Linked DNA regions of Homo sapiens: region 2 is linked to region 1. The links are chromatin loops, found by intact Hi-C in ENCODE. Cell type or tissue: endothelial cell of umbilical vein. All regions are shown on one strand. Links, peaks and the distances in the headings refer to the core of each region. The heading gives the core; the rest is flanking DNA. Region 1 holds the start of NOS3 (nitric oxide synthase 3). Region 2 holds the start of REPIN1 (replication initiator 1).

What was found. A loop is a pair of places that touch in the nucleus more often than their neighbours do. Peaks named below come from ENCODE experiments on the same cell type or tissue, not always from the same donor. Only the 100,000 strongest peaks of a DNase experiment are listed, where the experiment ranks them.
Region 2: a loop joins it to region 1, with 5 times the contacts of the local background. A loop is called at or near these places in 2 of 110 quality-filtered maps.

The regions. Positions count from the first base shown.
Region 1 is chr7:150,983,101-150,998,626 of GRCh38, forward strand. It overlaps NOS3 (nitric oxide synthase 3), which reads left to right and starts at 7,917. Exons shown (of 27, transcript NM_000603.5): 1 at 7,917-8,200; 2 at 10,653-10,861; 3 at 12,103-12,214; 4 at 13,304-13,452; 5 at 13,663-13,825; 6 at 15,257-15,348; 7 at 15,439-15,526. The coding sequence starts at 10,704. RefSeq lists enhancers at 5,292-5,332, 5,839-5,998, 10,559-11,277, promoters at 7,269-8,137, 9,079-10,681, 9,646-10,703, 10,482-10,703, cis regulatory regions at 9,139-9,159, 10,166-10,172, 10,571-10,577, 10,608-10,614, 10,621-10,627 and 1 more and a silencer at 9,876-9,906. In endothelial cell of umbilical vein, for the core only: no CTCF peak of the experiment used is centred there; DNase peaks (open chromatin) are centred at 9,841, 10,611, 10,961 and 11,631; H3K4me3 peaks cover 2,733 bases; H3K27ac peaks cover 1,411 bases.
Region 2 is chr7:150,357,527-150,373,052 of GRCh38, forward strand. It overlaps REPIN1 (replication initiator 1), which reads left to right and starts at 11,296. Exons shown (of 3, transcript NM_001099695.2): 1 at 11,296-11,415; 2 at 12,145-12,342; 3 at 13,702-15,526. The coding sequence starts at 12,186. The coding sequence ends at 15,419. It overlaps REPIN1-AS1 (REPIN1 antisense RNA 1), which reads right to left and starts at 15,417. Exons shown (of 4, transcript NR_183429.1): 1 at 15,315-15,417; 2 at 13,552-13,629; 3 at 13,179-13,330; 4 at 5,132-6,651. LOC107986858 (a long non-coding RNA gene) reads left to right here. Exons shown (of 3, transcript XR_001745420.3): 3 at 1-620. RefSeq lists silencers at 6,605-6,654, 11,080-11,549, 12,060-12,209 and enhancers at 10,770-10,829, 10,869-11,673, 11,674-12,479, 12,480-13,284. In endothelial cell of umbilical vein, for the core only: no CTCF peak of the experiment used is centred there; DNase peaks (open chromatin) are centred at 10,755, 11,245 and 11,785; H3K4me3 peaks cover 2,327 bases; H3K27ac peaks cover 3,326 bases.

The DNA of each region.
Region 1 (15,526 bases), core at 7,527-15,526:
GGAGCCAATGGTTACTCCACAAATAGCACCATGATCCATCCTGCATATTTATGTCAGACTAAAAATAAGTGGTGCAGGAGACCCCTTAGGACAAGATAGAAGCCCCCAAGACTGATCAATCTCCCATTTTATCTGCTGTGTTTGCATCACAGTAGCATCTAACTGGAAACCACAAACACAGGGAATTCATTATCTAACCGGGAAAAGAACCAATAGGCATGAAAAAACTTGGATATGAAATGTCAGAAGAACAATCTGGTGATGTTGAGGATACGTGGAGGGGTGTTCAGAAGAAGGAGGGCTCTGAGTGGGCTGGGTCAGCTCGGAAAATTTCCTGGGCGATTTTGGTCCTTCTGCATGGTAAGGGCTTTCTCAGGTACAAAGGAAGGTGGTGAACATCTTCATAAAGCAAGATCCCAAGAGGAGTCAGGTGTGGGTTTCCCCACCAATCTATACTTACCCCCAGATGAGAAAGAGAAGGGGCCAGTTTCAGTTTCCTCTGCCTGAAAACTTAATAGTCATCTGTTCCTTTGATTTAAAGACTGGGATTTTTAGACACAAGAAGGGGCTTCAAGTGAGGCTGCAAAACTTAGCAAGTACTAGAAGCTCCAGAATTACTATATAGGAGGGACTGATGGGGAGAAAGAATCCTATTATAAGGAGGCTGGGACATTTGTCTGAAGGTTGAATTTGCATGTATTCCTTTTTAAATGTATTTACTAAGCACCTAATGTGTACCTAACACTATTCTAGAAAATAGGTTGGTTTTGTTTTAAAAAATGCCCTGAGAGTTTGCAGAACTAGTGCACTGTTTTGACATATATTAGGGGGTTTATTTTTGAGTGCCTTCAAAGGATTAAAAAATATGAAGAACCAAGACATGCTTTGGGCAACCTTGCCAGGAAAGCTGGCCCTGGAGGAGATCCCAAGCTCACTTGGCTACTCAATGCCTCCAGCCAGGTTGGAGCTTTGTCTCTGTCCAAGGTGCTGAAAATACTTTACGGCAGGCTCAGCAGAAAACCAGGGAGGGCAGCCCAGGTGACAAGACTGAGGCACTCTTCAGGACACAGTGCATTAGATGGTCACCCCAAATCCTGAAAATGCCTCTGGAGCTGGACAGTAGCTCCTGGAGGCAGCACGGGGTGAAGCAAGAGCTGGGTTTGCCAGTCAATGCTGAGAAAACCATGTCTCATGTGCTTTCAGAGTGTGCCTTCCTCCCTCACTCCTCTGACAGCCATCAGGAAAAGATATGAATAAACCCCTGAACTTTACACTTGCAACTCTTGGGATTTCCTTTGGGAGTTTCTGTTGCTTTATGAAATATTAGAGCCAGAAGCAAACACTTTCATATATTAGACAATAAAACAGATATTCACAGTGACAAGGACTCCGCCTCAAGGTTGTGCCACAAGTTAGAAATGGAGCTGGACATAAAATAGTGTCTCCTGGTTCTTAGTTAAGTGATTTTTCCACCACACCAGGCCAGGTGGGAGATTACATACCACATATAACAAGAGCTAAAGAAATTTGAGATATGTGTGTGAGAGAGAGAGAGAGACCAGAGAACTCCAGATACAGAGGTTGCTCTGTCAGCTCTCCAGAACTTTTGCTGTTCATTCTGCTGATATCGGGCAGAATTAAGAGCCTACCCCAGCTTGGAATAAAAATGCTAACCCAACACTAGCTTCATATCCTAGCCCATCCCAAGGATCATCAGCTGCTGAGTCAGCCAACACCAAGGACCTGAGAAGAGAACTCAGGTTCAAATAGGTCTTGCATGGTCAGGAACGGTGGCTTACACCTGTAATCCCAGCACTTTGGGAGGCTGAGGCGGGAGGATGGCTTGAGCCCAGGTGTTCAAGACCAGCCTAGGCAACATAGCGAGACCTCATCTCTACAAAAAGAAAAAATTAGTTGGGTGTGATGGCACACACCTGTAGTCCCAGCTATTTAGCAAGATGAAGCAAGAGGATCGCTTGAGCCAGGTAAGTCAAGGCTGCAGCTACCTGTTAACTTTTCTTTTTCTGAGATGGGGTCTCACCCTGTCTCCCAGGCTGGGGTGCAGTGACACAATCATGGCCCACTGCAGCCTTGACCTCCCGGGCTCAAGTGATCCTCCCACTTCAGCCTCCCAAGCAGCTGGGACTACAGGTGTGCGCCATCATGCCTAGCTAATTTTTGCATTTTTTTTCAGAGACAGGGTCTCACTATGTTGCCCAGTCTGGTTTTGACCTCCTGGGCTCAAGTGATCCACCCTCCTCAGCCTCCTAAAGTACTGGGATTACCGGCATGAGCCACCATGCCCAGGTGCAGTGAGCCGTGATAGCACCACTGCACTCCAGCCTGGGTAACAGAGTGAGACCTTGTCTCAAAAAACAAAAACAAAAACAATAAACAAACAGGTCTCCCACTCCATCTTCTCCCTGATATACCCACAAACAATTATCCAGAGCTTTCTATGTGCCCCCCACTGAGAAGTGTTCCTAAGGAAATATATGATATACAATACAGTCCCTGGCCTTACAAAATTTGCAATTCGTTGAGAAGACAATATTTTCACCCATGATTAGACAATATTACAGGAGCCAAATACAAATAATGGCAGCTGACAAGAGAAGTTACACAGTCCTAGATCCCAAGTCTAAGAAGTGGTGCAGACCATGAATGCTTTTTCTTTTTCTAAAAATGTTATTCATTTTTGTAAAATAGAGACAGGATCTCCCCATGTTGCCCAAGCTGGTCTCAAACTCCTGGGCTCACGCGATCCTCCCACCTGGGCCTCCCAAGGTGCTGGGATTACAGGTGTGAGCCACGGCGCCCGGACAGACCATGAATGCTTTGACTTCAGGGTCTGAAGGAATCGTTTTAAGGCCAGAAGGATAAGGGAAGGCTTCACAAGGGAGGAAGGCTTCGCAAGGGAGGAAGGCTTAGGGAGAATTTGGCTGAGCTGAGAATTGTGGTCAGGACCTCATCTCTGTCCCTCTGGGGGACCAGCAGTCCAGTGCAGGGCCAGACAGAGCCAGTGAGGGTGTGAAGGTGACGGCAGAGGCCTATTGCAATGCTGGGGCGCTAAATGTCCAGGAAGAGCGCATTCGATCTTTCCCGGCTGAAGAAGAACAGGCCCTGAGAGCTCCCCCTTCTGGATCCGCGCAGCAGAACAACATCTCCTCTAGGAAGTGGGCTCAGCAGTGCCCGGCTCAGCAGTGCCCGGCTCAGCAGTGCCCGGCTCAGCAGTGCCCAGCGCAGACGGGGCTGGTGCTTAGGAAACCAGACGACAGACTGGGAACCCCATTTCCTGGGAGCCCCTCGGAAGCCTCAGGTCATCATCAACAGCAAATATGTCAGGGACGCCTCTGGGAGGTCACTGGGAGTCGGGCATGTAATCCATTTGGGGAGAGCAGGAAAAAAGACAAGTCACCAATGACTGAAGGTTCTCCAGGGCTTGAAGTCAGGATTTCCACATCTCACAGATCAGCAGGGGGCTCTAAAGGCTGCTCCTCCCACCCTGGTCTGGAGAGAGGGCCCAGCCCCTCCTGGGGGCACCTGAGAGGGTTCTGTCCAGACGATCCCAGTGACAGTTGCTGTGGAATTTCCATGCTGGGCACACTTGAGGCCCAAAGCTCCGATTCCCAAGAGGCGCCACAGCAACCATGCCAGGAAACTGGGCCAGGCTGAGGGTGGCAGGAGAGGGAGACAGGAGGAGGCAGGAAGGGGGCAGGGCCTGTCAGATGGATCCCTGACAACCATCCGTCTCAAGTCCGAGGTAACCTTATATCTTTGCCTCAGCAGATAGGATGACTTTGTATGTAGGGCCTTCAGAGCCCAAGACAGGGCACCTATGGTGAGCATTCAGGAGGCCTCAGCCTGCCCCTGAAACCCCCTCGTTCTCACTCTGGATCCCCGGAATAAAGGACAATTTCGGCCAGGCGCTGTGGCTTACGCCTGTAATCCCAGCACTTTGGGAGGCCGAGGCGGGCGGATCATGAGGTCAGGAAATCGAGACCATCCTGGCTAACACGGTGAAACCCCATCTCTACTACAAATACAAAAAAATTAGCTGGGCTTGATGGCGGGAGCCTGTAGTCCCAGCTACTCGGGAGGCTGAGGCAGGAGAATGACGTGAACCCGGGAGGCGGAGCTTGCAGCGAGCTGAGATCACGCCACTGCACTCCAGCCTGGGCAACAGAGCGAGACTCCATCTCAAAAAAAAAAAAAAAAAAAAGGAGGAAATTTCAAGTTCCCACGGATGGGAAAGCCTTCATATCCACACAGATGCTCTTGGCCCAAATTAGCTTTGGAGGGGCAGGGCCCAGATGAGGAGGCTGGTCAGTGAGGGAGCCCAGGATGCACAACCCATGGACAACTGCAAAACTGTGAGGGGGGGAGCTCCCCAGCTGGGGAGCAGGGAGGGGGCACAGGGAGATGCTGCCCCGCCCTCAGGTGGGCTCCCTGGGGCAGAGCCTGGTGAACCTCTTCCAGAGACGCTTCTGCCTCCTGGCTGACAGACCCAGTGACCTGGAAACCCAAGACCTTACCCTGGCAGTGGCAGGGGTCTGCCAGCCTCTGGGGGCTCTTGGGAGTCTGGACCAACTTCCACCTTCCCAAGGGAAATGCAAGAATCTCCAGGCCTTGATCAACCTTCAGGTTTAGATTCTTCCTTCAACACCACTGCCCTGAGTGTGTGTGTGTGTGTGTGTGTGTGTGTGAGAGAGAGAGAGAGAGTGCACGTATGCATGGATGTATGTGTGTGTGTCCGTTTGTTCAGGCTGCTGTAAGAAAACACCAAGGACCGGGTGGCCTAAAGACAACATAAATTTATTTCTCACAGTTCTGGATGCCGCAGTCTAAGATCAAGGTGCTGGCAGATTCCATGTCTGGTGAGGACCCACGGTTCATAGACAGTGCCTTCTCACTGTGTCCTCACATGATGGAAAGGTCTGGTGAGGACCCATGTTCATAGACAGCGCCTTCTCACTGTGTCCTCACATGATGGAAAGGTGAGGGATCTCTCTGGGGTTTTTTTCTTAAGGGCACGCATCCTATTCAGGAAGGTTCCTCCCTCACGATCTCAACACCTCCCAAACACCCCGCCTCCTAACACCATCACCTTGGGGGCTAGGATCTCAACTTATGAATTTGTGGGGAAATCAAACGTTCCCCGAAACATTTGTGTGTGTAAGAGAGTATGCATGGATGTATGTGTGTGTGACTGTGCATGCATGCATGTATATATGTGTATGTGTGTGCATGCATGCATGGATATATGTGTAAGAAAGTGTGCATGCATGCATGGATGTATGTGTGTGCGTGTACGTGTGTATGTGAAGATACCTCCTGAGCCTTCGGTTTGACACACCCCATGTGGTCTGTGCAGGAAGCAGGGAGGCGCAGATTTGTCCCAATCTGCTCCTCTGGGGGTGGGCCCAAATGAGCCACCTTGGGACCCCAGATGGCTGGTGTAGACCTACCACCCGATGCCGTTGGCTCCTTTCCTATCCCCTGGGTCTCCCCCTCCCTTCGTGGTGTCTGATCCCACGATTGTGCTGAAATCGCTCCTCCTCGGCTCTCTGCTGCCCTCATGTGGCTGTCTCAAGAAGGGCTGGGGCTACCAGGGGGCGCCCAGGATCAACACAGGAGCCCCTTCAGACCGGCAACCGCGTCCACAGCCCGGAACCCTCAGCATCCCAGAAGCCGCCCCAACGCCCTCACCAAAGGCTCAGCACCAATTCTGCAATCTGGAAGCTGAGCAAATCTCTCCGCCCCCCAGCACTCAGCATGAGTTACATCCTCGGGAGGGGGAGGCCTGGCGGCAGCTGCTCCCCGCCCCTCTCCCGCTGCTCCCGCCTCCCTTCCCTCCTTTCCCCGCTCCCCACCCGTCCTTGCCAGCAGGCAGGAAGGAAGCTGCTCATAGTGCAAGGGTGGGGTACTTCCAGCTCACACTGAACAGCCCCGGGCTGGGCTATAAAGAGTCAGGGACTTCCGCTCAGTCACCCCTGCCCTCACCACCCAGGCCCCCATGCACACACCCCAGGCCCAAGGCCTTCCCTTCCCAGCACAGCCCTCCAAGGTCAAGGCGTCCCCCGCCCAGCCCTGCAGAGCACTCTGGTCTGAGAGGGAAGGCAGGGGCAAGATTTGCCGCCTCTTTGGCATTATGGAGGGGGCAGGGGGCACAGGGCACAGCCCTCCCCAGGGAGGGATCCCTACTCACCCACAGAAGGCTGTCACCTTACCCCTGGGGTCTGGGCCAGCCCTCCCCGAGGCGGAAACACAGCCACTGTCAGGGACAAGGGGGCTCAGTTCCCAACCAGATCATCTCCAAAGCCCATTCAGCTTCAGATCTCATGATTGAAGATGGAAATTCTTTCAGCCGAACACCAAATCTCCAACCTTGAAAACTGTTTTTTCGGAAAGTCCTCTTTAAAACATGGTTACCAATATGAGCAGTCAGCCACTAAGATGCATGGGCATCATTCTTGGCAGGGCTGCAGGCATAGAGCAGGCCAGCACCAGGCAGAGCCCTGGGGACGGCAGGCCTCCTCCGACAGGCGGGGGAATCAACTGTTCTCATCAGAGCACCCTGATGGAAGGCAGGACACTCCGGACAACACTGGCCACGGCCCAAGAAAGGGGAAGCAGGGAATCCCCTGTCCAGAGAGCATTCATCTCTGACTTTTTCTGTCTGTTTAACTTTTTTTTTTCCTCCTTTTCTTAAGACCCTGCCATGGCATCCTCTGCCCCAATTCAAACCCAATCCAGGCCTACTCTGACCCTCAGCTTTCAGCGCTGACTGTACTGAACTGGACCCCATCCTCCCTGTGACCCTCAGCCTTCAGTGCTGGCTGTACTGAACTGTAACCCATCCTCCCTGTGGCCACAGAGTGCTCCTTCTTGCACTCCTCCCCTTCACCTAGACTGACTTCTTTCTGCCCACACAGACCCATCTAGCCTCAGCCAATTCCCTTCTCAGTGGACCCTCTCCATTGCCTCCAGAGCACAGCTTCCAGTCCCCAGGCGGCTGCACACATTTGCAACAAAACAAGCCAATGTATGAAGCAATCCCACTCAGTGCAGGAGCTCAACCCAGCAGAGGATCCCCACAGAGAGGAACTGACCTGTGTCTTCCAGAGCACACAGGTTCAGAGCACACAGGTTCATTTAAGTGAGAACCCACACTTACAGAGCAAGCTGCCCAAAAACCACGACCAGGAGGGCCCAGAGAAAGAGCTGTCCCCGGGGCCTTGGGGACAGGGTGACAGCCACCCAGAGATCATGGAGAAGGGGACGTAAGGAAGACCTCACAGAGGAGTCATCCTGCGACTGTGTTGGTTGGGTCCTTCAGGAAGCAGAGTCCCAGGAGTTGGAAGCATAAGAGGAATACTGCGGGCAATGCCTGAGAAAGATAACAGGGACCGGGAGCAGGAGTGAGTTGGGCAGGGGAAGGATCAGGCCCACAATGCCAGGCTCACACCTGCAGAGGAGGGAAGAAGAAGAAGGGCCTCACATCAGCCCAGCGGGGGATGTTACGCCCACAGACGCCCCGGGGCTCAGTTACTGTCTAAGTGTTAGAAATAAATTTTCGGTGCCACAAAAGAAATAGCACTCAGATATAAATGTTCCCAGCAAGGCAATTTTACTTCTATAGAAGGGTGCATCTCACAGATGGAGCAATGGCAAGAGCACACCTGAACAAGGGAAGGGAAGGGGTTTTTATCCCTAAGGCAGGTAGCCCCTACAGCTGTGTTGTTCCCCTATTGGCTAGGGTTGGACCACACCGTCTGAGCTAATTGTTACTGGCTATTTTAAAGAGAGCAGGGGTAAGAGCCGGATTGGCAGGGTAAGTAGTTTGGCAGGAAGGACGGTCACAGAACAGGTGACTCAGGATGACTCAGGTCAGAGCAGGTGACCAGTGGTGACTCAGTTCGGAGCAGGTGATAGAAGCTAGGAGGGGGTTGTTTACTGAAACTAGGGGCAAGGAGACGAAGAGAACATGAAAGTTAAACTTTAAGATGAAGAACAAAGCTGAACATACTGATGCATTGGATCTTTGGAGAGGATCTCAGAACTCATTGTACTTAATTTACAGGCTAAAACCTTAGAAGAGGAATTTATTATATCCTACACAAGACTCCAGGGAAGCACATGGCCTTGGACTGAAGGCTGGCATCTGGAAGCTGTCAGCCACCAGCACCTTCTGCAGCAGGTACCTGCTCTCTAAGAGGGAGGCCTGGGTGGTGCACCTCCAGAGCTGCCCAGGCTGGGCCTCAAGGAAGAAAAAGATTTTCATTTGTCAGAGGCGGAAGGGAGAGGTGGAGGGAACAGCACAGCAGCGGCCCAGGGGCAGGGAAGCACAGGACCATTAGGGAGACACGAGAAAGCCCATTTGTCTAGAACAGAGGATTCAAGCAGTGCACCAAGGAAAATGAGGGCCAGGCCAATGTGCTGGAGTGGCTTTGTTCTTGGCTGAGGGTTTTGGGTAGTGCCAAAGCGTAAGGTAAGCCCTGCTTTCCAGAAGAATCTAGCAGAGTGTGGAGCCCAGATGGGACTGGAAGGCCTGGGAGGGGTCAGGTGGCCACAGGGACGGGCCACAGCCAGTGGTGCAGGCAAGAAGACAATGGCCATCCATGGTGGCTCACACCTGGAATCCCAGCCCATTGGGAGGTCGAGGCAGGTGGATCACCTGAGGTCAGGAGTTCGAGACCAGCCTGGTCAACATGGTGAAACCCTGTCTCTAATAAAATTATAAAAATTAGCCGGGCGTGGTGGTGGGTACCTGTAATCTCAGCTACTCAGGAGGCTGGGTCAGGAGAATCGCTTGAACCCAGGAGGCGGAGGTTACAGTGAGCTGAGATAGCACCATTGCATTCCAGCCTGGACAACAAAAGCGAGACTCTGTCTCAAAAAAAAAAAAAAATTAGCCAGGCGTGGTGGTGGGTGCCTGTCGTCCTCGGGAGGCTGAGGCATGAGAATCACTCCGGGAGGCAGAGGTTGCAATGAACCAAGATCACACCACTGCACTCCAGCCTGGGTGACAGAGCAAGACTCTGTCTAAAAAAAAAAAAAAGACAGAAGGATGTCAGCATCTGATGCTGCCTGTCACCTTGACCCTGAGGATGCCAGTCACAGCTCCATTAACTGGGACCTAGGAAAATGAGTCATCCTTGGTCATGCACATTTCAAATGGTGGCTTAATATGGAAGCCAGACTTGGGATCTGTTGTCTCCTCCAGCATGGTAGAAGATGCCTGAAAAGTAGGGGCTGGATCCCATCCCCTGCCTCACTGGGAAGGCGAGGTGGTGGGGTGTGGTGGGGCCTCAGGCTTGGGGTCATGGGACAAAGCCCAGGCTGAATGCCGCCCTTCCATCTCCCTCCTCCTGAGACAGGGGCAGCAGGGCACACTAGTGTCCAGGAGCAGCTTATGAGGCCCCTTCACCCTCCATCCTCCAAAACTGGCAGACCCCACCTTCTTGGTGTGACCCCAGAGCTCTGAGCACAGCCCGTTCCTTCCGCCTGCCGGCCCCCCACCCAGGCCCACCCCAACCTTATCCTCCACTGCTTTTCAGAGGAGTCTGGCCAACACAAATCCTCTTGTTTGTTTGTCTGTCTGTCTGCTGCTCCTAGTCTCTGCCTCTCCCAGTCTCTCAGCTTCCGTTTCTTTCTTAAACTTTCTCTCAGTCTCTGAGGTCTCGAAATCACGAGGCTTCGACCCCTGTGGACCAGATGCCCAGCTAGTGGCCTTTCTCCAGCCCCTCAGATGGCACAGAACTACAAACCCCAGCATGCACTCTGGCCTGAAGTGCCTGGAGAGTGCTGGTGTACCCCACCTGCATTCTGGGAACTGTAGTTTCCCTAGTCCCCCATGCTCCCACCAGGGCATCAAGCTCTTCCCTGGCCGGCTGACCCTGCCTCAGCCCTAGTCTCTCTGCTGACCTGCGGCCCCGGGAAGCGTGCGTCACTGAATGACAGGGTGGGGGTGGAGGCACTGGAAGGCAGCTTCCTGCTCTTTTGTGTCCCCCACTTGAGTCATGGGGGTGTGGGGGTTCCAGGAAATTGGGGCTGGGAGGGGAAGGGATACCCTAATGTCAGACTCAAGGACAAAAAGTCACTACATCCTTGCTGGGCCTCTATCCCCAAGAACCCAAAAGGACTCAAGGGTGGGGATCCAGGAGTTCTTGTATGTATGGGGGGAGGTGAAGGAGAGAACCTGCATGACCCTAGAGGTCCCTGTGGTCACTGAGAGTGTGGGCTGCCATCCCCTGCTACAGAAACGGTGCTCACCTTCTGCCCAACCCTCCAGGGAAAGGCACACAGGGGTGAGGCCGAAGGCCCTTCCGTCTGGTGCCACATCACAGAAGGACCTTTATGACCCCCTGGTGGCTCTACCCTGCCACTCCCCAATGCCCCAGCCCCCATGCTGCAGCCCCAGGGCTCTGCTGGACACCTGGGCTCCCACTTATCAGCCTCAGTCCTCACAGCGGAACCCAGGCGTCCGGCCCCCCACCCTTCAGGCCAGCGGGCGTGGAGCTGAGGCTTTAGAGCCTCCCAGCCGGGCTTGTTCCTGTCCCATTGTGTATGGGATAGGGGCGGGGCGAGGGCCAGCACTGGAGAGCCCCCTCCCACTGCCCCCTCCTCTCGGTCCCCTCCCTCTTCCTAAGGAAAAGGCCAGGGCTCTGCTGGAGCAGGCAGCAGAGTGGACGCACAGTAACATGGGCAACTTGAAGAGCGTGGCCCAGGAGCCTGGGCCACCCTGCGGCCTGGGGCTGGGGCTGGGCCTTGGGCTGTGCGGCAAGCAGGGCCCAGCCACCCCGGCCCCTGAGCCCAGCCGGGCCCCAGCATCCCTACTCCCACCAGCGCCAGAACACAGGTAAGGGCCAGGCAGCTAGGAGCAGGTGGGCAACAAGGGTGGTGTCAAGGCCTGAAGCCTGGGGCTGGGAAGGTCTGGAACTTGTAGCTGAGTCGGGAGGGCCAGGTCACAAATGCAAAAGGGCTATTAATGTGCATAGAACAGGACAGTCTGGGAGGCTCAGAAAGGAGACCAGGATCAGAGTCGGCAGGTGAAAGCTGGGAGTAAGGGTGCCAGCTATAGAATCTGGCCAGGGTTTGAATGCTGCTCTGCCGCCAGGAGCTGTTTGACTTTGAGCAAGTTACTTAATCTCTCTGAACCTCCATTTATATAAAACGAGATATGGCAATACTTACTCCATGGGGAAGTAAGTTTCTAGCTCACAGCAAGCCTTCAACAGCAGCGATGATTATTTAGCTGGAGAAGAAAGGAGCTGACAGCAGTGGTTACAGGAGTGAGAAAGTGGGGTCTCCCAGAAGAGGGAGAGAGTTGGGCAGGAAACTCGGGCCCTTGGGGTAAGCAGGCTGAGAAGACAGAGCCACCAGGCTTTTTTCCCCTGCTCCAGCCCCCTCTCCTCGTGGCTGTCACCCGAAAACTGGACCATGCAGTTCCCACAAGAGTCCTCCCGGGGGTAGAGGTCCCAGGAGGGAGGAAAGACCCGGAGGCCTGGTGGGGTGCCAGGCCGGGGGCAGGCTGGGGCTGCAGGCAGCTATGCAGGGAAGGCTGAGGGCCGGGGCCCTGCTGCTCAGGCGCACCCTTGGCCTGAGTCCCTCCCTTCCTCCCTGCCGCTGGTGGCTCTGGGAGGAAGTGATAAGGCCTGCGAGGCTTCCCTTCACACATGGGGCTGCTGTCAGGAGGGGTTGTGAGTGCGGAGGGAAATCAGAGCTGAGGAATCCCTGCAGGGCTTCCCTCCACTCAAGCACCAGGCTCTGTCCCCCTCAGGGTAGGGCTTATAGCAGCTTTGCGGGGGGTGGACACCCCATCTCCAGAAGAGGTGAGGTGGGCGCTGCAGGTGGGATGCGAACTTAGCCTCGGGTCAGGGGCTCAGGAGCTCAGCACCAGCAGCCCCTGCAGCCCAGGACCCTGGTCTATAAACGGAGGCACAGCTCGCCTCTAGCTCCTAAGGCATGGGGAACGCCAGAAGGCATGCGGCAGGTGGGCTGTGAGATCGCCAGTGCTGTAACAGGGGCCTCCGGGTGACATCTGGGAAGGCTGAAAGGAAACAAACCCTTCCTGATGACCCTATCCCTGGCTCCCAACAGCCCCCCGAGCTCCCCGCTAACCCAGCCCCCAGAGGGGCCCAAGTTCCCTCGTGTGAAGAACTGGGAGGTGGGGAGCATCACCTATGACACCCTCAGCGCCCAGGCGCAGCAGGTAAGGCCGGCATGCCCTGTCCCCATCGTCTCCAGGGAAAGGGTGGGTAAGGCCTGGCCTCAGATGGGGCCGGAGAGGGAAGCTCAACCCTTCTTTGAATTGGTCCCTTGTTTCCAAAAAGAGGAGAGGACTGGGAAGAACCAGAGGAGTTGAGGGACATGCACGGGACTTGGGTGACCCTCAGCCTCCAGCCTTACCCCCAACCCTGGCTCAAACTCTCCCCCATCCCACCCCTGCACCCCTTTCCCCCCTCCCACCCCTGCACCCTTCCTCCCTCTCCCCCCGTCCCCTGCCTGCATTCCTCCTCCCTCTCCCCATCTCACCCCTGCACCCCTCTTCCCTCTCCCACCCCTGCACCCCTCCTCCCTCTCCCCGTCCCACCCTGCACTCCCGCCCTCTCCAGCGTCCCACCCCTACACCCCTCCTCCCTCTGCCCCATTCCACCCCTGCACCCCCTCCTCCCTCTGCCCCGACCCACCCCTGCACCCCTCCTCCCTCTCCCCCGTCCCACCCCTGCATCCCTCCTCCCTCTGCCCCGTCCCACCCCTACACCCCTCCTCCCTCTCCCCCATCCCACCCCTAAACCCCTCCTCCCTCTCCCCTGTCCCATCCCTGCACCCTTCCTCCCTCTCCCCGTCCCATCCCTGCACCCTTCCTCCCTCTCCCCGTCCCATCCCTGCACCCCTCCTCCCTCTGCTCCCATCCCACCCCTGCACCCCTCCTCCCTCTGCCCCTACCCCACCTCTGCACCCCTCCTCCTTCTCCCCATCCCACCCCTGCACCCCTCCTCCCTCTGCCCCTACCCCACCCCTGCACCCCTCCTCCTTCTCCCCATCCCACCTCTGCACCCCTCCTCCCTCTCCCCTCTCCCACCCCTGTACCCTTCCTCCTTCTCCCCGTCCCACCCCTGCACTTCTCCTCCCTCTCACCCATCCCACCCCTGCACCCTTCTTCCCTCTCCCCCATCCCACCACTGCACCCCTCCTCCCTCTCCCCCTGTTCCACCCCTGCACCCCTCCTCCCTGCCCCCAACTCCCATCCCACCCCTGCACCCTGGCCTGTCCTGACCTTTGCACTCCCTCGACCCAGGATGGGCCCTGCACCCCAAGACGCTGCCTGGGCTCCCTGGTATTTCCACGGAAACTACAGGGCCGGCCCTCCCCCGGCCCCCCGGCCCCTGAGCAGCTGCTGAGTCAGGCCCGGGACTTCATCAACCAGTACTACAGCTCCATTAAGAGGTGACAGCTTCCCGGACGCCACAGCCTCCCTTGTCCCACTGAGGCCCCAGAAACCCCGTGACGACCTTCCCATGACCCCCTCCCTTCCCAGATCCTAACACCACGTGGGCCCCTCCCGCCCTCCCCCAGCACTTGCACAAAGCCTGGAGGAGGGCCTCCCTGTCCCACACAACTTCCTGCTTGTCCCCTTCCCACCCCTCTCCTCCCCAGGAGCGGCTCCCAGGCCCACGAACAGCGGCTTCAAGAGGTGGAAGCCGAGGTGGCAGCCACAGGCACCTACCAGCTTAGGGAGAGCGAGCTGGTGTTCGGGGCTAAGCAGGCCTGGCGCAACGCTCCCCGCTGCGTGGGCCGGATCCAGTGGGGGAAGCTGCAGGTGCGGCTGGCCAGCGACTGAGAGACCCGGGCGCTACCAAAAGGGGAGCGGGGTGGCGGGGCAGTTCCTAAGGCTTCCCGGGGGCTGGGAGGTCCCAAACTGTGGGGGAGATCCTTGCCTTTTCCCTTAGAGACTGGAAAGGTAGGGGGACTGCCCCACCCTCAGCACCCAGGGGAACCTCAGCCCAGTAGTGAAGACCTGGTTATCAGGCCCTATGGTAGTGCCTTGGCTGGAGGAGGGGAAAGAAGTCTAGACCTGCTGCAGGGGTGAGGAAGTCTAGACCTGCTGCAGGGGTGAGGAAGTCTAGACCTGCTGCAGGGGTGAGGAAGTCTAGACCTGCTGCGGGGGTGAGGAAGTCTAGACCTGCTGCGGGGGTGAGGACAGCTGAGCGGAGCTTCCCTGGGCGGTGCTGTCAGTAGCAGGAGCAGCCTCCTGGAAAAGCCCTGGCTGCTGCTTCTCCCCCAAGAGAGAAGGCTTCTCCCGCCAGGCCAGTCCAGTGCAGCCCCTCACCCACACCCACTGCTACCCCAGTTCCCCTGCTTCGGCCCGCACCCTCCCTCACACCCCAGCCCACAGACTCGGGGCTGGCCTTAGTTACTGGAACGCCTGTGACCACAGCACTAAGAGAAGCAAGCTGCCCCATGGGGGACTTGGTCCCATGGCCTTGGCCTCCTTCACCATCACTGGCCGCCAAAGAGTTTGAAATAAAGCCACGTGCCCAGTGAATCCCAAAGGAACCTCAACTAAAATAAAAACAATCCTATCTGACACTTGCCTGACCCTCTAAGTCATTCAAAGCTTTAGCTCAACTTCGATCCATCTGAGCTGCCATAGTGGACCCCACTCAGAGCTGCGTCCCTCCCTTGACCCCAGGTTGGTCCCTGCCACTCCCCTGCCCCTGTCACTGACACATGTTTCCTCCTCCCTCAGGCAGGAGTGGGACCTCCCAGCCTCCTCCTGGGGCCTCCACTCAGAATGTCAGGATGAGCAGGGTCCTAGGAGGCCTCTGGTGCAGCCTTCCCTTCCCACCATCCATGTGCTCAAAGAGAATCACCCGTCCTTTCTTGAATGCCATGGATCATGGGGGATTTGCTGCCCACACTCCTAGGCGGCCTCTTAGACATCCGTTGGTGCCTAACCCAAGCATCAGTTTGGCAGAGGCCGAGTCCCTCCTCTGTACTGGATACCAAGTCAGCTTCCATAGGGATGGGGAGACACCTGGCCCAGGGAGGAGATGAGAAGCAGCCCGGATGGTGCTACATATGTCAGAGAGCAGGGCAGGAAGGGATCAGTGTGGCTGCCAATGGTCAGGAGGGCGCCATGGAGTGAACCATGGCCCCTGCCTCCTCACCAGCAGCTCCTCTGGAGCTGATACTCAAGACCCCCCGTCTCTCTCCTCACCCTCCTCTCCCGCTGCCTCGGCTGGCTCAGGTGTTCGATGCCCGGGACTGCAGGTCTGCACAGGAAATGTTCACCTACATCTGCAACCACATCAAGTATGCCACCAACCGGGGCAACCTTCGGTGAGTGCCCCCCACCATGCCAGGCCCCAGCCTTCTTCCCCAAGGCAGGGAAGGCGGGGCTCTGACCAGCTCTTTCCCCATGCGTGCCAGCTCGGCCATCACAGTGTTCCCGCAGCGCTGCCCTGGCCGAGGAGACTTCCGAATCTGGAACAGCCAGCTGGTGCGCTACGCGGGCTAC
Region 2 (15,526 bases), core at 7,480-15,479, 630 kb before region 1:
TGCACAGATGGCTCATAAACCGCCCCCCCACATGCCACCGACAGGAAACTACCACTTGACAACACGCCTGCTTCTGCCGCATCACAGACTTAGCAGAGTCTGTTCAGAATCTCCTTGCATTTCCAAATGAAGCTTGGATGTTAGCAGATGTTAAACCCAAGAACAGGTACACCTGGGCTCTAAATTCATCTTCTGACTGAAGTTGAAGATAAAACCTGATACCAGTTTGGAGTAGAAAGAGACACAGTATTGTAATCATAAATGACATTTGACCTTAAAACAGTAACACAGCAAATTTCTAATTAAAGTGGAGCATGTCCTGTCTTGACTGAGGCACCAAGACGATTTGTTGCAGATTGTTGCTGGCAGTGTGCAGTCCCCAAGACCAAATCACCAAGAGGCACAGTGGTAAGAGTGGTCAGCAAGGAGCGGAGCGCCTTCCTCCCACCAGCAGGTGACTCACCACATCGTGTCCTCCTTGGCGTAAGAGGCGCCCTAAAGGTTTCTCCGTTCCAGTTATCCTAACTGGAATACTGTTCCTGAAAAAAGCGTATATTTAAGGCCCTGCTAGCTATAAGCAATCCTTCAAGGAAGAGAATTATAAACAACCTTTCTTCCAAGTTTTTGTTCTTTGCCTCACTTATATGCCGATTTAAATCGTTCTCTAAGAAAAGGTGGTATTTCCTCTCACTGCAGGTTCTACCAGACTCTCATCACCTGCTTGCCAAGCAGCAGCCAAGGGAAAACAGTTTGAAATTTACTGCTAACAATTGGTTCACATACATACCGGGTACGGGGGACTCTTGCCTGTAGTCCCAGCTACTCAGGAGGCTGAGGCTGGAGGAATGCTTGAGTCCAGGAGTTCAAGTCCAGCCCAGGTAACATTGTGAGACGCTGTCTCTTAAAAAAAAAAAAAAAAAAAATTGGTTCACCCTGCTGTATAATGCATTGGCAATTCAGTGTGGTCTAATCAAATTAGCTTAACCATGGGATTGCGCTTAGATTTGCTCATTCATTTTAACCATAAACACTTACTGAATGTGTACCATGGGACAGACACCTTTCTAGAGACTGGCTATATTGTGGTGAAAATACACCATGGGACAGACACCTTTCTAGAGACTGGCTATATTGTGGTGAAAATACAGGCCAAATCCCTGCCTTCGTGTGGCTTCTATTGTGGTGGGAACTAGACAAAAACTGTCCAAGTGAATAAATGAATCAGTAATTTCAGGTAGGTGAGAATGCTATGAACAATATAGCTGAGTAGGGGCTAGAAGGTGATGGGGTAGGCGAAGGGGCTTCGTAGGCTCAAAAAAGGGCCCCAAAGAGCCCCAAAGATATCCAGGTCCTAATCTCTGGAACCTGTGAATTATGACCCTGCATGGCAAAAGGCACTTTGCACATGTGATTAAGCTAAGAATTTTGAGGTGTGGATATTACGGTGGGGAAATACAATTAAAAACAAAATGTCCTGTTGACCCAGAAAACCTCTCCACAAGAATAGAAGAGATATAAAGGCTTTATTCTTGAATAACCATTAAACCAGAGTGAGATGCACATTACAGGAAACCCACTAAGAGACGGCAAAGACAAAAAGAAACTTCACTCTTTTATACAGCCACCCACCACACACACACACGCAACCCACCACACACACAATCCACCATACACACATACCACACACACACCCCACCACACACAAACCCACCACACACACAACCCACCACACATACCACACACACAAATCCACCATACACACATACCACACACACACACCCCACCACACACAAACCCACCACACACACAGAATCCACTATACACACACAAAATCCACTACACACACACAGTCCACCACGCACACAACCCACCATACACACACACCACACACACACAAAATCCACCACACACACAACCCACCACACACACAAAATCCACCCCACCACACACACACAATCCGCCAAACACACACACAATCCACCATACACACACAACCCACCACACACACACCACACACACAATCTACCATACACACATACCACACACACACACCCCACCACATACAAACCCACCACACACACAGAATCCACTACACACACACAGTCCACCACGCACACAACCCACCATACACACACACCACACACACACAAAATCCACCACACACACACAACCCACCACACACACACAATCCACCACACACACACAACCCACCACACACACACAAAATCCACCACACACACACAACCCACCACACAATCCACCACACACACACAATCCACCATACACACGCAATCCATCACACACACACAACCCACCACACACACAATCCACCATACACACACACCACACACACACAACCCACCACACACACAACCCACCACACACACACAAAATCCACCACACACACAATCCACCACACACAACCCATCACACACACAACCCACCACACACAAACCCACCACAAACACACAGAATCCACCACACACACACAACCCACCACACACAAACCCATCACACACACACACCACACACAATCCACCACACACACAAACACCACACACAATCCATCACACACACAAACACCACACTCACAACCCACCACACACACACAAACACACACACAACCCACCACACACACTCCACACACACACAACCCACCACACACACAACCCACTACACACAAACACCACACACACACACAGCCCACCACACACACAAACACCACACACACACAAAAATAAGTGACTCATCCTCAGTGAGCAGACTGGACAATGCCATTTGTCACACTTAGTTCATTCTAAATTCACTTGGTAATTGGGATAACCACTTGTGTTTGCTAATTGCCTTTATCCAAAGGAAAAATAAACTCATATCTTATGATAGAGTATAAGATTACAATTTAGAGCCAAAGTTAGGAGACTAACCCTCTCCCTCCCATGGAGACTGGGAGATAGGGACACTGTCTTCCTTGATGTTTACATTTCATATACATACACACACACATACACATATATGTGTATGTATACATTTCAGAGACAGGGTCATATTCTGTTGCTTAGGCTAGAGTGTAGTGACATAGTTATGGCTCTCTGTAACCTCAAACTCCTGGGCTTAAGCGATCCTCCCACCTAAGTCTCCTGAGTAGCTGGGATTATAGGGGTGCACCACCATGCCTAGTTACTTTTTTTATTTTTATTTTTTGTAGAGACGAAGTCTCACTGTGTTGCCCAGGCTGGTCTTGACCTCCTGGCTTTAAGCAATCCTCCCATCTCAGCCTCTCAAAGTACTGGGATTATTGATGTTTGCATTTCAAAGAGCTAGCTCTCAGGTCCTTGGAGAAAAACAGTTCTGAGTTGTAAAGCTGCCAAATGGTTTTTTCTTCGCTTTTAAAAATATTTATGTAATCTCTGCCCAGTGTGGTGGCTCACGCCTATAATCCCAGCACTTTGGGAGGTCAAGGCAGGAGGATCACTTGAAGCCAGGAGTTTGAGACCATCCTAGGCAACATAACGAGACCTTGTGTCTACAAAAATTTTTTAAAAAATTAGGCAGGTGTGGTGGTGCATGCTTGTAGTCCCAGCCACTCGGGAGGCTGAAGCAGAAGAACCACTTGAACCCAGGAGTTTGAGGCTGCAGTGAGCATCACTGTACTCCCGTATGGGTGACAGAGTAAGACTCTGCCTCTAAAAAATAATAAAAATATAAAATAAAATAAAATAAAATAAAAGATTTGCATATATCTCACATGGGCAGAGGAAAATTCACAATCACAAGCTTTCTAATGCAAATGTGCTGAGAAAAGGGGGTGTTGGTGAGGAGCATCTCTGCCTTTTTTCACCAGGGAGAAAGAAAACTTATTTTTATTCTTTTTGATTTGTATTTGCTTTTACAATTCTCCTGGCTATCTGGGTAATTACATGTGTCTTTGTGTTGGCGGGGGTACAGGGGGAGATTCAGCTGCAGCACAGGCCGGCAAAGTGACAAGTGTAGCAAGATGCTGCGCTGAGGGCTTGGGAGACAGAGGGAGGGGCCTCGAGCCCAAGAATGCCTGGGAAGCAGCTCTTCCAGCCAGAAAAGGCAAGGAAGGATTCTCCCCTAGAGACTTTGGAGGGAGTGGGGCCCTGCCGACACCTTGACTTTGGCCCAGTGAAACATTCTGGGCTTCTGACTTCCAGCCGTGTAAGATAATAAATGCCAGTTATTTCAGGCCGAGCTGGTGGTCATTTGTTAGAGCAGTCCTAGGAATCTCATCTAGGTGTGAAGCTATTTTAGAGGGGTTTGTTGGGAAGCGTGTTTTGAGGCGAGGAGACTTCAGCCAAAATCTGAATACAGTGAAGAACGGAAGTCCATGCGGACCTGGAGGAGGATCGTCTAGGCAACTCCAAAGGCCCTAAGGTGGAAATGAGTGGCGGCTGCTGGGGCAGTGTCTGGCAGGCGCATGGAGGTCTGCAGGAACCCTGCAGGCCATGGCCGCGGGTTGGATGTCAGTCCAAATGTTAGCAGGAGGCGTCGGAGTTCCCTAGCAAGGGAGCTGCTTGATCTGATTCATGTTTAAAGGGCCAAGCTGGTTAAGTGGAGACAGGACTTTATGGGGCCAGAGCGGAGGCAGGAGGAGTGGCTGGCCACTGCTGCAGAGTCCTGGTGAGGGAGACTATGGTGCAGGGGTGGGGGATAAGGGTGGGAAGCAGGCCTCACCGTTATGGGGCACACGCATGTACCAGTTTCCTCTGCAGGAAATCTGAGCCATCTACCTGATACTCATTTTACCAGCTGGATTCTTTTTTCTTTTAGCAAGAGACTCTGGGAACTAGATATGCGGCAGGAAAGCATCTTGTGTGGTGGAATTTGGGGACTGACATTTGATCTCAGCCCAGGGCTACTCTTACAGCGTGCGTCCCTGTCGTGCATTATACATGTTTTCATGCACTTAAAGATATTTTTAGAACTGCAGAAGTAGAAGCACTTTGATCTTTTCCTGAATAATTTTCACATGACTTAGCAGGCCTCCTTCCACCTGAGATGGGAAACCTTGGAAAGTGAGGGGGCCTTCTTCAGTGTGTGCCACTGTAGGGGTTTTTCCTCAGCCCCCCTAGATTTGTGGTTGGAACGGACTCCTGTTACAAAAGACAGATTAACAAGAGAAAAACCAGTGGAAGTTTATTAACATGTGTATTTCACATCTGCCTGGGAGACACGCAGGAATTGAGTAGTTCTCAAAGTGGTAGCTTTGAATTCCAGCTTGTATAGCATCTTCAACAAAGAAAAGCCAAGTTTTAGGGAAGCGACAGGACAAAGGAAAAGAACTTTGAGTGTCTAAGGGGAGAACTTGTAGAAAGGTAAGTAACTGGCAGATAAATAGAGTTAGTAAAGCGCCTTCATGTCCATTCCTCTGGTTCCAGCTCCAGGCCCATAAGAGTCTAAAGTTGTCTTCAGTGGTTAACTTTTCCCTGGTCGAGAGAGGGAGCAGACCCCTTTTATCCTTCTAAATCTATATCCTGCATTTAGGCAGTGGAGGGCAGAGAGCTTTCTTCCATTTACTTTTTCACTGCCTTCAAGCTCAACAACCCTTCATCTTTCGGGGCCTCCCCAACTGCGTTCTCTTGGTGCTCTCCAGCTGGGAAGGCTCAAAGGATGGGAAGTGTGTACAGCACGTACCTGTGACTGCTACCAGAGATTTGCCCCTCCTCAGGGTCAGTGAGGGATGTGCTTTCTGCTTCCTCCCCAGACTGCAAACCCCTGGAAATTAGCTGCGTGAGAGTCTTGCATATTTGCCGTAGGGATGCGGCAGGAGGTAACGGAGATGATAGTCAAGGGAAGGTTCATTAGAGCAAATTGATCCTCAGTCTCCTCCAGCTTTCCACAGTCATCCATCCAGAAATTATCAACAAGCGCTTGTTTTTATTTTGTAGTAGGTACCAAACCAAGAGTTATTTCCGTAGTTAAATAAGCGTTAAAAGTCTTCTCAGCACCCTCTCACATTGTGGGAAAACTGCACAGACCACCTCTGCCTGACTCATGATGAGGCCGGGCACCTGGCACAGTGGCAGATGGTGGGCACTGATTAAATATTTGTTGGATGTATGAGCAAGTCCTGTGGGGGGAGCTGGAACTGTATGTCTGCAAGAAGTGGGTGCAGTTTTCCCTCTTCCAGATACAGGGCCACTTCTGAACAATACTTGGGTGTCTTCACAGAGGATTTCTGGAGACACTGTTCCTGTCACCCCCTGGCATGCCAGCCCACTTTGCATCTAATCTGATAATGGGAGCCAGGCACTGTTGGAGGGGAAAATTGATCCTCCCAGGGGCCCTATCAATATTCGCTGTCCAGTGGGCCCCTTCCTGTCCAGCCCTTTCTCCGGCTAGCTTGTCAAAAGCTGAGACCGTCTCCACTGGGCTAGGCCATTGGGCCATTTGGCTGGTTGCTGGGCCATCCTCCAAGACATTTTGAAGGGTGAAGTCTCAAATACCAAGGCCTTAAGCTTCCAGCTGGCATAAAGGCTCAGGAATCCCTTCGCAACTCCTTTGCCACTCATTTTCTTTCTGCAGAGTGAAGGCACAGTCATACTTAGTTTCCTCTGGCGATGCTAAAGAGGAAGTTACAGCAGGTGGTTAACTCCTGACTGGGAGAAGAGACATTTCCTCTAATGGAGGCTGGGGAGAGAGAAAGAAGGTTAGGGCCTTGTTTAATGAAGAACCTTTCTGCTATGAAAGACGGATTACAGACAAGGAGAAGATACTTTGTGAGTCTATGAAGGAATTCTGCTTCGCAGGCTCTTGCAGGAACGTAGGGATCAAGTGGAATTTTAGGAATGGAGAAGCATTAGATGTCCAAACTCACTCGTTAACCCTGGGGGATCCCACGCTTACCCTGTGCCCAGGCCAGCACACATGCAACTTTAGTGGTTAACATTGAGGACACAGGGGCACTGCTTGGGTTCAAATCAGCCACTATCCCGCTGAGTGGCCTTGAGTAAGTTCCTGAACATTTCAGAGTCTCGGTTGTTACATTTGTAAAATAAGGACCAGAAGAGTATTGCATAGGGTTGTTGAGTGGATTAAATGAGATATGTATGTGAGGAGTTTATCACCATGCCTGACACAAAGTAAAGCCTCCCAAAATGTTAACTAATAAATTACTAAGTATTTAGGTAAAAACTGGAGCATCTTCTTATTGTACTGTTGGTAGAAAAATTCATTCTTCCGTAACTACTAAACTTGGCCTATATTCCACAATATGCTATAACCATATTTTCAGAACCCCCAAACTATATGATATGACAAAGACTTTTTTCATATTTGTGAATTTTATTTTATAAAGTATAAAAGTTGGGCTGGGTGCGGTAGCTCACACCTGTAATCCCAGCACTTTGGGAGGCCAAGGTGGGCCGATCACCTGAGGTCAGGAGTTCAGGAGTTCAAGACTAGCCTGGCTAACATGGCAAAACCCCATCTCTACTAAAAATACAAAAATTAGCCAGGTGTAGTGGTGCGTGCCTGTAATCCCAGCTACTAGGGAGGCTGAGGCAGGAGAATCACTTGAACCTGGGAGGCGGAGGTTGCACTGAGCTGATATTGCACCATTGCACTCCAACCTGGGTGACAGAGCTAGACACTGTCTCAAAAAAAAAAAAAAAGTATAAAAGTTAAGTAGTTAATGTACAGATTAGTCAACTTGACTGGGACAGGTAAAATAAGACCTGAATGAATGGAGTGGAGAGAATGAATCTTAAAGACAATCACGTTTTTAAAACATTGACAAGAAATTCTAAAGTTCATTTTGTTACAAAACTGAACTGGGGTCTACTTGCCCGGCGCAGTAAGAGGAAACACCAACACTGAGGTTGTGCATCCGGAGAAAGGAGCACATTTATTTGCAGGGCACCAAGCGAGGAGAAGTGGGTCATACTTAAGATACAACCTCTTCGATGGTTTACAAGCAAGGTTTTTTTTTTCCCCCAGTCGGAGTCTAGCTCTGCCGCCCAGACTTGAGTACAGTGGCATGATCTTGGCTCACTGCAACCTCCGCCTCCTGGGTTCAAGTGATTCTCCTGCCTCAGCCTCCCGAGTAGCTGGGATTACAGGCTCCTGCCACCACGTCCAGCTAATTTTTGTATTTTTAGTAGAGACGAGGTTTCACTGTGTTGGCCAGGCTGGTCTTGAACTCCTGACTTTGTGATCCGCCCACCTCGGCCTCCCAAAGTGCTGGGATTACAAGCATGAGCCACTGGGCCCGGCCACAAGCAAGTGTTTTTAAAAGCAGGGGTAAATTTCAGGAAAGGAGAAGTTATGGGCAAAATCGTGAATTGATACATGGAGGTTATGCACTGGTTTAGCCTCAAAGGGCAGGGTATTTTGAAGGAGGAGCCTTAAAGGTCATACATGAATTCAAAGACTCTGATTTGTGATAAGTTAAGGAAGCAAAGCTTTGCCTAAAACCTTGGGGTTAGCAGAAAGGAATGTTCAGGTCTGGTCCAACTTCCATCAGGATCCTCAGGAAGAAATTTAGAACAAAGAACAGCAGAGCTTAGTCCTCAGTTCCCTCTTGTCTGAGGTCTGCAGGCCAGGGCATCCACTTGGGAGGGGGGCCCAGGTTTCTGAAGAGCAACTCAGGGACATATATTAAGATGTTATCTTTAGTTTCTATAGGGAACCAAACATTTTGTGACTGTAACTTCCTTGTTTTAAGCTACAGTTACCTTCTTGTTTATTAGGTTGCTAGCTGGGTGCCTGGAATTTCCCTTGAAGGAATTCAAGATTTTCCTTTATTTCCATGCTTGCCCCCTCCCCACTTCCTGCAGGCCTGTAAGAGGGGTGCCGGCTCCATGTCAGTTTGGAAGAATAAATGAAGTGATTCTAGCCAAGAAGTTATGAAGAATAAAAAAACCCAGAATCTTTGTGTAGGGGAAGTACTTAAACTACCAGCTACCAAAACTTATTTTCTGTGATAAAACTGCAGACATTCAATGTAGTTTTAGGTTGCGGGTAGCCTCTCTAAACATAACTCTAAAGGCAGAAACCATAAAGGAAGACTGCTAAGTTTTGGCACATTAAAACAAAACTTTCTCGCCGGGCACGGTGGCTCATGCCTGTAATCCCAGCACTTTGGGAGGCCAAGGCGGGCAGATCACGAGGTCAGGGGATCGAGACCATCCTGGCTAACACAGTGAAACCCCGTCTCTACTAAAAATACAAAAAAATAGCTGGGCGTGGTGGCGGGCACTTGTAGTCCCAGCTGCTCGGGAGGCTGAGGCAGGAGAATGGCGAGAACCTATGAGACGGAGCTTGCAGTGAACCGAGATCACACCTCCCTCTACACTCCAGCCTGGGAGACAAGCCAGACTCCATCTCAAAATAAATAAATAAATAAATAAATAAATAAATAAATAAATAATAAAATAAAAATAAAACAAAACTTTCTTATGCTCGCTTCAGCAGCACATAGACTAAAGCAAAACTTTCTCACATCAACAACTGAAAAGGTAGGCCGGATGCAGTGGTTCACATCTGTAATCCCAACACTTTGGGAGGCTGGGGCGGGAGGATCGTTTGAGACCAGCCTGGGCAACACAGTGAGACCCCATCTCTACAGAAGAAAAACATTAAAATAAAATAATTAGCTGGATGTGGTGATGTGATCCTGTAGTCCCAGCTACTCAGAGGCCGAGGTGGGAGGATTGCTTGAGCTCAGGAAGTCCTGGCTTCAGTGAGCCATGATAGTGCTACTGCACTCCAGCTCTGGTGACAGAGTGAAACCCTGTCTCAAAAAAAAAAAAAAAAAAAGTTAACAAGTACGAGGAAACACGTCTGCAACAAACATGACAAGTCTTTAATACCTGTACTTTATGAGTGCCCCCCAAACAATAAACCAACTCCCCAACTTTTAAAATGGGCAAATAGAAAAGTGGGCAAATGGACATAAACAAATTCACAAGAGAAAATAAAACTGGCAAAAAATAACCATGTGAAAAAACAATCCAGCTAACTAGTACTCTAAGAAATGCAAGTACAAAAGATGAGAAATAACCATTTCAAACTAAATTTTTTTTTTAAAAAAGTCTGTGTTGTCAAGTATATGGAAAATGGGCATTTCTCAGGGAAAACTAATACGTTTTCCTGGAAGATAATTTAGAAAACATTTAAAAAATATATTCCTTTTATACAGCCATAAATAATCATGTTTAAAAGAATATCTAATAAAATGGAAGAAAATTCACAAGATCGTGTTAAGTGAAGAAGGCAGAATACATCTTCGCAAGGCATTATTCCAATTATGCCAGACATGCCATGGATATACGTAGAGAAAACACCGGAGGCAACATACCAAAATATTAAATGTAATTGACTCTACGAGGTAAAACTGAGTTTTATGTTCCCCTATTTCCTATTTATGCAATAGATTTAAAAAGTATTTTTACGACTAATTATACAATTCAAAAATTGCCTGTGTTGAAAAGCATGAAAGTACATGAAATTGTACTACCCTGGAAACCCCAGGAAGTGTTTAGTTTGGAAAGCCAGGGCCACCTGCTAGTGGGTGAGTCATGGGCACAGGCTCGCACCTGCCACCGCAGACGCCACACAGGCTGCTGAGCCTTTCCAAGCGAAATGCCCCACGTGCGCCAACGGCCACCTCGGCCGTCGCCCCACGCTTGGCCCGCAGCCAGAGGAAGCCCAGCAACTTCTGCTCTTTCTTAATTTCTAGAAAAGAGTGAAGAGAGGCCTTTTCAAAGTTCGCAGGATCGGGCCTTTTTGTGCTCCACTTTGGAACAAATCGGAAGCTAGGGCCTTCCAGGTGCGCCACCGCCGTCCCGGGACCGCCGCGGCCGCAAGCGTCCGCACTGCGGCCGGGGTGCGCGGCCTGAGAAAGGCCCGGGCAACGACGCTCCGGGGGCTTGCCGGAGCCCTCTTTGAAGTCTCCCGACGGGCTCCCAGCCTCTCATAAGGCAGCTAAGGCCGAACACCCCGGTGACCATAGGCCAGCCACGCGGTCGCCCGGGGACGCGCGTGCTCCGCAGGGACAAAGGGTCGGGAAACTTGAGCTCCGGCCAGTCCCAGAGAAACCCGGGCTGGTGGTCGCCATGGCAACGGAGTCCGACCCTCCGAGGCCTGCCGCCCTGGCGCGGCAGTGGCTTGAGTGACCCGGCCCGCTCTTGGCGGGGGCGCCCGCGCCCCGGCCCCGGCAGTCCCTCCCCGCCCCCAGGCCGCGGCCGCGGGAGCCGGCGACTGACCCTCGGCAGCTCCTGTAGTCACGTGGCGCTGGGAACCCGGCGGGGGGAGGTTGGGGACGGGCCTGGCAGTTGTGAACTCGAACCTGCCGCTGTCGCCGCGGCGGGGCGGGGAGCGAGAGTGGGCCGCGGAGGCCGGCCTTCGGGCTCCATGGACGGGCGCCGCGTCCCTGCACAGCCCGCCGCAGAGGTACGGCCGGGGCAGGGGCGCGGGGCCACCGCGGGCCCGCGGGGGGCCGCTCCACCTGCGGGGCGCGTGACCGTGAGTGTGCGCGACCGTGTGTGAGTGCGCGGGGGGGGACGCTGCTGGATCTGCGGGGGTGGGGGAGCGCACCTGCGCACAGGCTCCGCGAGCTGCGCCGTGCGTGGGACCCGAAATGGCTCACTCGCAAGAACGGGACCCGTGTGCCCGGGAGCGTGGACGGAGGACACGCATCAGTACAAAAGGGCGGTGTGGGGCTTCTGCCACCCGCGGCCAGCCGCGATGCGGAAGGGGATTCTGACGGAGTCGTGGTCACACCAGCTGGCCCTGCGCAGCCCCATGGGAAATAGGCCTGGAATTCCTGTCGGGAGGAGGCTGGGGGAAGGGGAGCCAGCAGGGATTCCAGAGTTCCTGCCATAGGCCGGCCTTTGGCCATCAGGGAAAGCCCAGACTCTGGCCACAGAATGGAGAATTCGTTCCGTGACCTTACCAGGGAAGAAAGTGACCCCGAAAGACAGCAGTGTGCTTCCTTGTTGAAGGGGCACATTCATTTATTAATCCAATGTCCATTAAGGTCACTCTGCCAGGCAGGATGTGGGGCTTATGGCTGGTGCGTGTGGCTTTGTGGGGGGAGGGGTTGTGGCTGGTGAGGACACAAAGCTGACTGCCCTAGAGGAGCTCAGAGCCTCACTTCTGTTTTCTCTTCCCTCCCCACAGGTAAGGCTGGCCTCTCTGCAGTCAGAGGTCTGAGCTCTGCCATGGGGATAGGGGTGTCTTTATTACTGCAGTTTTCTCTAACACCTGGGGGCTACCGGAGTGTGGGCCGAAGCAGGCGCTGCAGCCGCGGAAGTATCCCCAGGAACATCCCCAAGAGGAGCTGGAAAAAGCCTCATCCCCAGCTCTGCAGTCTCCAGGGTAGAGTCTGGCCTTTGCTGTGCTCCCAAACCACGCCACAACAGGGGTGCACGGGCGTCCCCATCCCGGCGGAAGGAAATGGCCCTTTCTCATATCCTGGGGTCTTCCCTGTGCACAGTCTGACACTGGGAATGAGTGACCTTTGTGTTCCCTGAGAAGAGAGAGTGCGCTCTAGGGAATTTAGAAGGATGTGTCTGGAGCTTGTGAGCAGGCACAGAAGGGCCCTTAGGAGCCTAACTGCTTCCTTCCTCCTTCCGCGGAGGAGGCTCCTGTGCAGGAATCTGGGCTCCCCTGAGCTGTGGAAGAGCTGAACATGGGGCAGCCCCTGGCGAGGTTGGGGCAGGACCGGGCAGGGGACTGAGATTGCAGTCTCATCTTCCCTCCCCTTCTATTGCCCCAGTAATCTCCAGCACCCCGAGGGAGGCAGAGCCGGTGATCAGGCCCCGAGGGCAGCAGGCTGTGGGTGTTCCTTGGATTCAGGGAGAGCCTTCCTTCCTGCAATGTCCTAATTTGTGTGGGTGGAAGAGGGCAGGCGGGCAGAATGGGGGCACAGTCTGGGCAGGCGGTGGTCTGGCGTTAGACTGCCGGGAGTAGCACCCAGGGCTCTGCTCCTGTTCCCCGAGAAGGGCTGTTCTCACTTGTCCTCCAGCCTCCTACGGAGACTGCAGTTAGTGATGCTGAAAGTGCCTCCCCTGTGGGGCTAGGAATGAAAAGCTATAGACACCTTTTTCTCTGAGATCTTTGCAAACCCAGGCGCTTTAGAGGAAAGAACACTGGCCTGGGAGTTTAAAGACCTGTTCCCTAGTCTTGATTCTGCTGTTGGCTTACTGTGTCACCTTGGGCAGGTCTCGTCATCTTTGATGTCTCACAGTTGCTTCATCTGTTAAACAGGGAGCTCAGTGTCTGTTTGTCCAGCTTCTCAGAGTTGCTGTGCAGCTCGGATGTGGCATAGGAAACAGCAGACACAGGGAGAGGGCAGCATAAGGCACTGTAGGGAGCAGTGGCCACATTTTCTGGTGAGTCCTGTGGCAGGAATGTTTGTGCATTCAGCACTGGAGCATTTACTCCCTGTCTGACACTGGGGTAGCTGCCATGAGGGGGATTCTAGTATCAGAGTCCCTCCCTTCTGGAAGTTTCCAGGGCAACAAAGACATAAGACAAACATCCTTGAAATGTTATCTAAAAACCCAAGATTGAAATAATACATACCACACAAGGAAACAGGAGAGTAGTCTAGCTCCATGTCCGGGGCTCTAGGGGTTCATAGATGGCAGCTCCTGTCCGGGGCTGAGGTTGGGAGGGGAGAAACAGGGGCAGAGTGAGTTGGTCTCTGGAGTGACTGTGCTTTTCCACCCTCAGCAGAGGAAGAACCGATGCTGGAACGTCGTTGCAGGGGCCCCCTGGCCATGGGCCTGGCCCAGCCCCGACTCCTTTCTGGGCCCTCCCAGGAGTCACCCCAGACCCTGGGGAAGGAGTCCCGCGGGCTGAGGCAACAAGGCACGTCAGTGGCCCAGTCTGGTGCCCAAGCCCCAGGCAGGGCCCATCGCTGTGCCCACTGTCGAAGGCACTTCCCTGGCTGGGTGGCTCTGTGGCTTCACACCCGCCGGTGCCAGGCCCGGCTGCCCTTGCCCTGCCCTGAGTGTGGCCGTCGCTTTCGCCATGCCCCCTTCTTAGCACTGCACCGCCAGGTCCATGCTGCTGCCACCCCAGACCTGGGCTTTGCCTGCCACCTCTGTGGGCAGAGCTTCCGAGGCTGGGTGGCCCTGGTTCTGCATCTGCGGGCCCATTCAGCTGCAAAGCGGCCCATCGCTTGTCCCAAATGCGAGAGACGCTTCTGGCGACGAAAGCAGCTTCGAGCTCATCTGCGGCGGTGCCACCCTCCCGCCCCGGAGGCCCGGCCCTTCATATGCGGCAACTGTGGCCGGAGCTTTGCCCAGTGGGACCAGCTAGTTGCCCACAAGCGGGTGCACGTAGCTGAGGCCCTGGAGGAGGCCGCAGCCAAGGCTCTGGGGCCCCGGCCCAGGGGCCGCCCCGCGGTGACCGCCCCCCGGCCCGGTGGAGATGCCGTCGACCGCCCCTTCCAGTGTGCCTGTTGTGGCAAGCGCTTCCGGCACAAGCCCAACTTGATCGCTCACCGCCGCGTGCACACGGGCGAGCGGCCCCACCAGTGCCCCGAGTGCGGGAAGCGCTTTACCAATAAGCCCTATCTGACTTCGCACCGGCGCATCCACACCGGCGAGAAGCCCTACCCGTGCAAAGAGTGCGGCCGCCGCTTCCGGCACAAACCCAACCTGCTGTCTCACAGCAAGATTCACAAGCGATCCGAGGGGTCGGCCCAGGCCGCCCCCGGCCCGGGGAGCCCCCAGCTGCCAGCCGGCCCCCAGGAGTCCGCGGCCGAGCCCACCCCGGCGGTACCTCTGAAACCGGCCCAGGAGCCGCCGCCAGGGGCCCCGCCAGAGCACCCGCAGGACCCGATCGAAGCCCCCCCCTCCCTCTACAGCTGCGACGACTGCGGCAGGAGCTTCCGGCTGGAGCGCTTCCTGCGGGCCCACCAGCGGCAGCACACCGGGGAGCGGCCCTTCACCTGCGCCGAGTGCGGGAAGAACTTCGGCAAGAAGACGCACCTGGTGGCGCACTCGCGCGTGCACTCCGGCGAGCGGCCCTTCGCCTGCGAGGAGTGCGGCCGCCGCTTCTCCCAGGGCAGCCATCTGGCGGCGCATCGGCGCGACCACGCCCCCGATCGGCCCTTCGTGTGTCCCGACTGCGGCAAGGCCTTCCGCCACAAACCCTACCTGGCGGCGCACCGGCGCATCCACACCGGCGAGAAGCCCTACGTCTGCCCCGACTGCGGCAAAGCCTTCAGCCAGAAGTCCAACCTGGTGTCGCACCGGCGCATCCACACGGGCGAGCGGCCCTACGCCTGTCCCGACTGCGACCGCAGCTTCAGCCAGAAGTCCAACCTCATCACCCACCGCAAGAGCCACATCCGGGACGGCGCCTTCTGCTGTGCCATCTGTGGCCAGACCTTCGACGACGAGGAGAGACTCCTGGCCCACCAGAAGAAGCACGATGTCTGAGACGGTGGGCGGGGCCGTGTTGGCTGAGAGAGGGCTGGGGTCCTTCGTGGTGGGAGTCGCAGTGGGCTGGGGGTGCCTGCCTAGTGCTGGAGTAGGGGACAATGGGA